Linked DNA regions of Mus musculus: region 2 is linked to region 1. A link is a contact called in ENCODE Hi-C or POLR2A ChIA-PET data. All regions are on one chromosome and are shown on one strand. Each heading gives the region's core, a stretch centred on a gene start or an enhancer-like site at or near the end of the contact. The rest is flanking DNA. Distances are from core to core; before and after follow the strand shown.

What was found. Hi-C counts contacts between places; a loop is a spot of excess contacts on that map. ChIA-PET counts read pairs that join two places held with the same protein, here RNA polymerase II (POLR2A).
Region 2: a loop to region 1 is called in a map of T-helper 2 cell, with 5 times the contacts of the local background. The contact joins the promoter of Slc2a1 here to the promoter of Cdc20 in region 1. A Hi-C loop is called at or near these places in 4 of 37 maps with a recorded cell type or tissue (T-helper 17 cell, T-helper 2 cell and regulatory T cell). POLR2A ChIA-PET finds 5 or more read pairs at or near these places in 1 of 5 experiments (embryonic stem cell).

What each region holds. Positions count from the first base shown.
Region 1 is chr4:118,435,251-118,439,308 of GRCm38, forward strand. Cdc20 (cell division cycle 20) reads right to left here and starts at 2,093. Exons shown (of 10, transcript NM_023223.2): 1 at 1,691-2,093; 2 at 1,444-1,592; 3 at 1,260-1,356; 4 at 1,010-1,138; 5 at 719-915; 6 at 527-621; 7 at 223-451. The coding sequence starts at 1,871.
Region 2 is chr4:119,106,131-119,110,058 of GRCm38, forward strand. It overlaps Slc2a1 (solute carrier family 2 (facilitated glucose transporter), member 1), which reads left to right and starts at 2,615. Exons shown (of 10, transcript NM_011400.3): 1 at 2,615-2,842. The coding sequence starts at 2,825. Gm52706 (a long non-coding RNA gene) reads right to left here and starts at 2,619. Exons shown (of 2, transcript XR_003955269.1): 1 at 1,647-2,619.

The sequences.
Region 1 (4,058 bases), core at 843-3,342:
CAACTCCAAGACAGGAGCTGCTTCAATAATCGTGACGATGCTGGAAGGCACCCAGCTCTCTGGGCACAGTAGTCATCATCTATTATGAATACTCAGTGGACAAAACCATCTCTCAACTCTAAGTGTCACAATTAAACTCAACCCCGCCTTGTCCTCTCCTCTTAGTAGTCCCTCGTTTATAGCTGAGTGTCTGTAAAGACCTCAGCTCAAATGCTTTCTCACCTTGACAGCGCCTTGATGTTGAGTGAATGTTTGCAGGGGAGCCCATCCACTTTCTCCAGGACCACTAGGCCACACGTTGACAATGTTATCATTGCCACCACTTGCCAGATGTCGTCCATCTGGGGCCCAGCGAAGCCCACATACTTCCTGGCTATGGCCACTCAGTGTGGCCACATGGTGTTCTGCTACCCGAACATCATGGTGGTGGATGTGGCCAGACCGTGAACCACTGAGAGAAGAAGAGATTTAGTTCCGGATGGCAGAAACCGGAAAGGTTCTGCTATAGACTGGGAAAAACACCGACCTGGATAGGATATAGCTGTTCCAACTGAGGGAGCTTACTCGAGCGGAGTGACTGGTCATGTTTCGAAGTCGTTTCTGCTGCTGCACATCCCAGAGCTGCAGAGGAATGACCACAGGGTCACAGATGTAAGGTGGGCAAGCTCCCCCCTGAGCCCAGTGACCACAGAGCCACAATACAGGCAACCAGGCTCACCTGGACCTCAGCATTGCTGGTGCCTACAGCTAGGTAGTTGCCCTCCTTGATCCAGGCCACCGAGGATATGTAGTCTCCAGGCTGCTCCATTTGCAACAACTGCAGGATGTCACCAGAACCAGCGTTCCATAAGTACACACTGTTGTCCAGTGCCACAGCCAATACATTTCCAGAGCTCCAATCTACAAGATTCAGGTCTGCCAGGGGAAGGAAGAAAACATGAGGTCCTTTGTTGGACTGGTCCATTCCTAGGCCATCTTTCTCCATCCGCAAAGACAACAGTGCACTCACAGTAGTCATTCCGGATTTCGGGGGCATCAAGGATCCTGTCTGGCAGAGAAGGGATGTATCTGCAAGTCTTCCTGCTGGAGCCAGGCGTGGCTTTCTGACTGTACAGTACTTTCAGTCTGTTCTGGTAGCCTGTGGCAAGAGAGTGGGTCTAGACTTGGAAACTGATACCCATCCACATGTGGAAAAGCAGCCACATGTCTCCCCTTAGGAAGGACTGACACCAGCCTCGATGATGTCACTCACTCCTTACCTTCTGGGGCATTCTGAGGTTTGCCGCTGAGCCTGAGGATCTTGGCTTCCTCCACATCAAAACCGTTCAGGTTGAGAGACCAGGCTTTCTGATGCTCCTGAAATACACGGCAAGTGAGGGGAGGAAGACCGGTATCAGCCAGGGGACAGACACCTCAAGTCTCATGACCCCTGTGGAATCATACCTTTTTGGTGGGCGTCCCCCTGTCTTCCGGCTGGTTTTCCTTGCTTAAGAGGAAGCTGGCCACCTCCATTTGAGAAGCACTGCGTTGGGGGATAAAGCGGTCACCTCCAGGTTTGCTAGGGGTGGTCTGAACCTTGGAACTAGATTTGCCTGGGGGCAGGGAGAGAGAAGTCAGACAGCCTGACGAGGCTCCCGGAGGGAGCATGAAGACGGACTCTCAGCGATTCCAGCTCCCTCCACCCACTCACCAGGAGTTCGGCCCGGGGTCCGCCCGGCGCTGTGTGATCTGTTGGCGGCCCGCATGGGCGAGGGGGCTGGGCCTGTGGCTTCCTTTGCTTTGCGCTGCCAGCGCGCAACCGGGGCATTGGGGATGGGTGCGTCCAGTTGAAGCAGTGAGTGCAAATCGCTCTCGAACACGAACTGCGCCATGGCACCGCTACCGGGGCGAAAGGCGACCAAGCGCGATCCTCGCCGGGCTCCTGGGCTCCGCCTGCCACAGCTCGCAGCAGCCCGGTCCCTCTCCGTACTCAGCTCTCCCGAACACAAACCCCCAGCTCCTCGCAGCGCGTCAGTGCGCCTGCCGAACGCGTTCTTTTCCAGACAAGCTAAGGACACGCCGGACTGTTGTTCTTAAACTCTCCGCTGCTAGCGTTCATTGGCTCCTTCAAAACCCAACTGTCTTAACCGTCGCCCTTGCCGATTGGTCGCTACACTGAAGAGGGCCGGGTCTTCCGGGAGCAAATCTCACGAGAGTGCGACGACCAAGCATTTGGAAGGAAATCCCGAACCCATCTCTGGGAGCCTTCGTCCCTGCCCGAATCGGAGCCCGAATCGGAACACGGGGGCGGGTCCCGCACAGTTAGTCCTCGGGATCCGCTCTCTGCCGGCCATCTCTCTGGGTTGGGCCCGGCAGTTAGAGCATCTGGGAATCTTTGAAAGGTCACATCGAAGCCTGTGGGTGGTACTTAGGTCACACGTTCACACATACACACATTCTCTCTCTCTCTCTCTCTCTCTCTCTCTCTCTCTCTCTCTCTCTCTCTCTCTCTCTCTCTCTCACACACACACACACACACAGAGAGAGAGAGAGAGAGAGAGAGAGAGAGAGAGAGAGAGAGAGAGAGAGAGAGAAACTCAACCTCAACCCGGAGGACCCAGTTGGTTAGAGACGGTGGGGAGGTGGCAGTCTGAATGGGGAGGGCGCCTGAAACCCTGCTAGGAAGGAAGTATGCGGACCAGTGTGGGGTTCTGCAAACACAAAGTGAGAGGAAGGGGTGTGTGTGTCAAAACAATGATCAGAATTCCAGCCTTTCGTCGTGAAGATTAGGTTAGGCTGTTCTTGGGGACATCACATCCTGTGGAGGACTCCCGTGGGACTTAGGATTCTTCAGAGACCTAGAGATCTCCTTACCCCCGTTGCACATAATCTGCCAGAGCGACACCCATTTTGTTTGTTTCAGACAAGGGTCTCACTATGCAGTCCGGGCTGGCCTGGAATTCACCTTGTAGAAAAAACTGCCCTGGATCTCAGAGATGCGGTGGAATTTAAGGCGTGTGCCACCACGCTGGGCCAAGAACCTGGTTATGCTGATAGAAAAACCAAGGTGCAATACAAGAAATTAGCCCAAGGTCATAAAAAGAGGTTGGTAAGAATCCAGGTCTGGGGCCTGGAGAGATGCCTCAGTTAGAACTTCTTGCTCTTCCACGGGAAGAAAATTTGGTTTTGTCAGGCAGCGCACAACTACCTCTAACTCCAGCTCCAGGGCATCGATGCCCTCTTATGGAACCAGCATACAGATGGCACACAAACACACCCCTCCTCCCCGATAAAAATAAATTATTTTAAAGCGGAAAGGAGGTTAGAAAGATGATGGCTTAGCTGTTATCGCTAGATGCTCTTCCAGATTACCTAGGGTTCAGTTCCCGGCGCCCAATATAGGTATTCAAGATCTATTACTGTAGTCCCAGGGGATCCAGTGCCTTCCCTGGCCTCTGCCAGCATCAGGTGTGCATGAGGTATACAGACATAGATGTAGGCAAAACACATACACACTTTAAAAAAAAAAAAGTGGCCCTTTGATCTCTGCACCCACAGCGCACCTCTTCCTTCTGGTGACAATAAAAAACATTAAAAAAAAAAAAAAAAAGCGCCGGGCGTGGTGGCGCACGCCTTTAATCCCAGCACTTGGGAGGCAGAAGCAGGCGGATTTCTGAGTTCGAGGCCAGCCTGGTCTACAAAGTGAGTTCCAGGACAGCCAGGGCTACACAGAGAAACCCTGTCTCGAAAAAAAAAAATAAATAAATAAATAAATAAATAAATAAATGGCAGACTCTGAATTGGTCAGTCTAAATTCTTTTTTCAAAAAAAAAAAAAAAAAAAAAAAAAAAAAAAAAGCGCCAGGCAGTGGTGGAGCACACCTTTAATCCCAGGACTTGGGAGGCAGAGGTAGGTTGATCTCTGAGTTCGAGGCCAGCCTGGTCTACAAAGTGAGTTCCAGGACAGCCAGGGCTATACAGAGAAACCCTGTCTCGAAAAACCAAAAACAAAAAAAGGAAGGATCTAGGATCTAGGTGACTCCCATTTAGTGCAGGGCTTTAGTGACTTACATGAATATG
Region 2 (3,928 bases), core at 1,365-3,864, 670 kb after region 1:
CCAGTGTAGGAACAGACTAGCAAGTCTCACCAGGTCTGGGTGGTCGCTGTGAAACCCCTACCCCTTCCCCTTTAGAAGCCTTAGGTAGGGGCGGGTTTGGGTATGCTGAGTTGTCACCAGGTTCTTTTTCTCTGAAACCTTCTATGGCGCCCCATTGCTCATCCAGTAATGAAAGCTCTGGCCTCTACTTAGATGGATGGCATCCAGGGTCTTTATAACTACCTCTTCAACCTCTCCCCCTGCCCCCCCCCATCCGGCGTCCCCCCTCCCTGCTCCCCAGTTTCTAGGAGCCAATAACTACAAGAAGCCAATTCTTCGGGCTTCTGTCCACATCCCTCTCTCAGCGGCACACTATCCTAAGGCTTTGTATCTCGTGGGCTTTCTTTGGTGTTCTCTACAGGGTTAAATTCTGTTTCCAAGGACTCAGTCTCCAAGATAACAGTCCACCTAAGAATCTAACCTCTGATCTAGTGTCCATAGCTCCTGGTAAATTTGCCTCTAAACAGTTGCCTCCAGGGGCTATAAAACATTTACAGAGAGAGGACAGAGAAGTGGAATTCCAAGCAGACAATGGGATCTGTGTCTGGGCAGGTATAGGGAAACTGGGGGAAAGTAACACTATTTCCCTGGCTACTCTGCTTTTTCCATGGTGCCATGGTGCCATGGTACCATGGGACTGGGCTGAAATGCTGACACCAACAATTAGTGCAGAATCTGGTAGCACAAGCCTTTAATCCCAGCATTTGGTAGGAGAGTGGATCTCTGTGAATCTGAAGCCATCCTGGTCTACATAATGAGTTCCAGGGCAGCCAGGGCTCTATAGTGAAACCCTGTCTCAACAAAACAAAGCACAACCAGAAGTATTAGTGTAATTACTTTGAGAAACCCTTATTCAAATCAGGAGGAGACTATTAGACCCATTTTAGAGATGGATGTGGGTTTTGAAGCTGAGAAGAGATGCGTGCAGATGTTTGGCAAGTAAACGGCAGAGCTGGGACTCCAGCATCTGAAGCTTGTGGTTCAGAGGCTATCTAAAGATTCTCCATCTTTTTGAATCATTCTGTCTGCCACCTTTGTATCTAATCTTCTGTCAAGAATGGCCTTCATAATCTAGCCACCTATTGAACTACCTTCCAAACCCTGCTCTGCATCACCTCCCTCTTCCCAAAGAGCCACACATACACACACACACACACACACACACACACTTCTCTCTGGAGACTTACCCTGTATTCATCCTTGATATGGTTTACACTGCCCCTCTCCCTGTCCCTCCAGCTTGGGGACTCCCTGAAGCTAGCAACAGACTCTCATGCTTCTGTCCTAGGGACACTGACTAGCACGGGACCGTCCGTCATAGAGGAGAAAAAAGATGGCTGATTGGTGACTTGTTGGCTGAGATATAGGCATGCAGTTCTATAATGGGGGCGACTGAATTTGTGAACTGGTACCCTAAGAAAGGGCCTGGGAGACCAGGCTTGGGCCTTGTTCCAGCCCTGCATCATATGTATTGAAGGAAAGAAACAGGTCCAGGGTTGGAGAAAGCAAGAGCAGAGGAGGCAGGTCTTGCAGTCAGCAGAAGAAACTCGGGGGGGGGGGGGCAAAGTGGTGATCAGGAGAGAGGAGAAGGGGAACCCCAGACTCACCAGTTCCACATGCTTTACTTTTCAGGGGTCCATGCTCAATTAGGGTGCCCTCCTAGGCCAGCACCTGGCACACAGCTCAGCTTCCTGTCTCTAACAGAAAGTCATTTCTCCCAGATCCCCCCTTCAGGTGAACCTAGATGGGACATGGACTGGAGGGACCACAGAGGCTATTGACTGTCCTACTCACCACTCCAGGAGCTCACCTGTAATTCTCATAGCCCAGGGTTTGATAACAAATCTCATTTTATCCAGGAGAAACCCGCTGCTCATTGGCTGGGAGCTTGCCCAGGACCAGCTAGAGGCGGTTTATAGGTGAGCTGGTTCAATGCCAAGGTGTTCTATGTCCTTAACCATTTAGACACCCAGCCTCTCTGGTCTTCACACTTAGGTGTCACCATAAAGTCAGAAATGGAGGGAGGTGGTGGTTTTACAGCTTAGAGAAGTGGTGGGCATGGTGTCTAGGAGCAAAAGAGGAGCTTGGCCTTGGGCACAGGAACACGGAGCAAGGAGAGAGAATTCAGCTTCGGAGCCAGACCTCCCGTGGTCTCTCTAATGAACTTAATGCCACTTTACACATAACACACGCGGTTGTAAACACCATCCAAATACTAACTCGTTTAATCTTCCTAATAACCCAGGAGGTTGTACTATTATTATGACTAGTCTACCAAAGTTATCCGGCAGCCTAGTGAGGAAGCCAGAGTCCTAGCGCTGGCTTACAGCCCCGCACCAAGCGCTACCATTTTGCTAGTGGCCATTGAGACTCAGAGAGGTGTGCAAACCAGCTCAGAGCCACACAGCGAGCGCCCCCAACGGGTGCCCCGCACACCCTGGGACTGCAGGTTCTAGCATCCAGAGCCAGACTGTGGTCAGTAGCCCTCCGTCCCTCCCCACCTCCCCACAGAACCACGCCTCTCAGAGTCCCGCCCCGGACGTGCTCCCCAGGCCCCGCCCCCTTCGGGCCCACCTACACCCCAGAACCAATGGCGGCGGTCCTATAAAAAGGCAGCTCCGCGCGCTCTCCCCCAAGAGCAGAGGCTTGCTTGTAGAGTGACGATCTGAGCTACGGGGTCTTAAGTGCGTCAGGGCGTGGAGGTCTGGCGGGAGACGCATAGTTACAGCGCGTCCGTTCTCCGTCTCGCAGCCGGCACAGCTAGAGCTTCGAGCGCAGCGCGGCCATGGATCCCAGCAGCAAGGTGAGTAACGGGGCTGGGAGTCCCGGGTAGGGATGTGCTGCCGAGCGCGGGCCGGGGCGCCTGTCCGAGTCCCCGCTTCCTCACGCAGCCGCCGCGCGCTTCACGCGGTCGGGGCGGGGGCCGCGGATCAGGGGCCCAGGCGCCGCACGTCGCGCACGACCTCGGCGGCTCCTCCCGCGCGGGGGAGGGGGCCGGAGCGCGGCGCCCATTGGCTAAAAGAGCCGAGCCCCCGGCCGGGCCCCGGCTAGGAGCGGAGGAGGCGGGACCCGCCCGGAGCCCGCGCCGCGCCCGGAACCCGGGCCATGGGGGTGGCCAGGAGGAGAAGGCACTTCCTCCAGGCCAGGGTCGGGGGCTGACGAGCTCTGAGGACCTCACGATGCGCAGTCCTCCAGGGATGTGGGGCCTTTCCCCGGGGCAAGCTACTGACTGGATAAGATCTCTCTTCACCTGTGATCAGGCTTGCCCTGTATGGGCCGGATTTACGGAACCCCTCCTGGATGTGCGACATTGTTTCTTTCTTGTCCCGCCTTTGCTTTGTGTAGAGTTAGTTCTAGTCCCTTTTAAATTAAAATAAAATTGGATTTTCCCGTCTTAGTATGTAGGAAGGCTCAAGGATGCGCACTTTCACGCCCCCCCCCCTTTACCTGTTTAAAGTTAAGAACAGTGCGAGCATGTGTTAAATCCCTGGCTGCCTTTACTGGGCAGTGGGGGTGTTTTGGTGGAACTCAGGAAAGGAAGCTCCAGTTGACTCCGGATGGTCGTACTGACAGTCTCTGCAGGGCCACAGTGATAGAGATAGAATGTAACTAAGTATAAAGACAAAAAAACAAAACAAAACAAAAACCAACTGAGGCCCGGGAGTCTCTCAGATGCCACTTAAACTCCGAACTTTGGTTTTTCCGCGTAAAACTTTTCTCTCAGACCTAGGTTAATCTCCGTCTTTCAAATTCCTTGGATTTTGCTTTTGTTTCGGAGACATCATCCCCTAGCCCTGTCTGCCCTAGAGTTCATATGTAGACCAGGCTGGCCTCAGACTCACAGAGATCCGCCTGTCTCTGCTTCGCGAAGGCTGTAAGCCCGGGTACC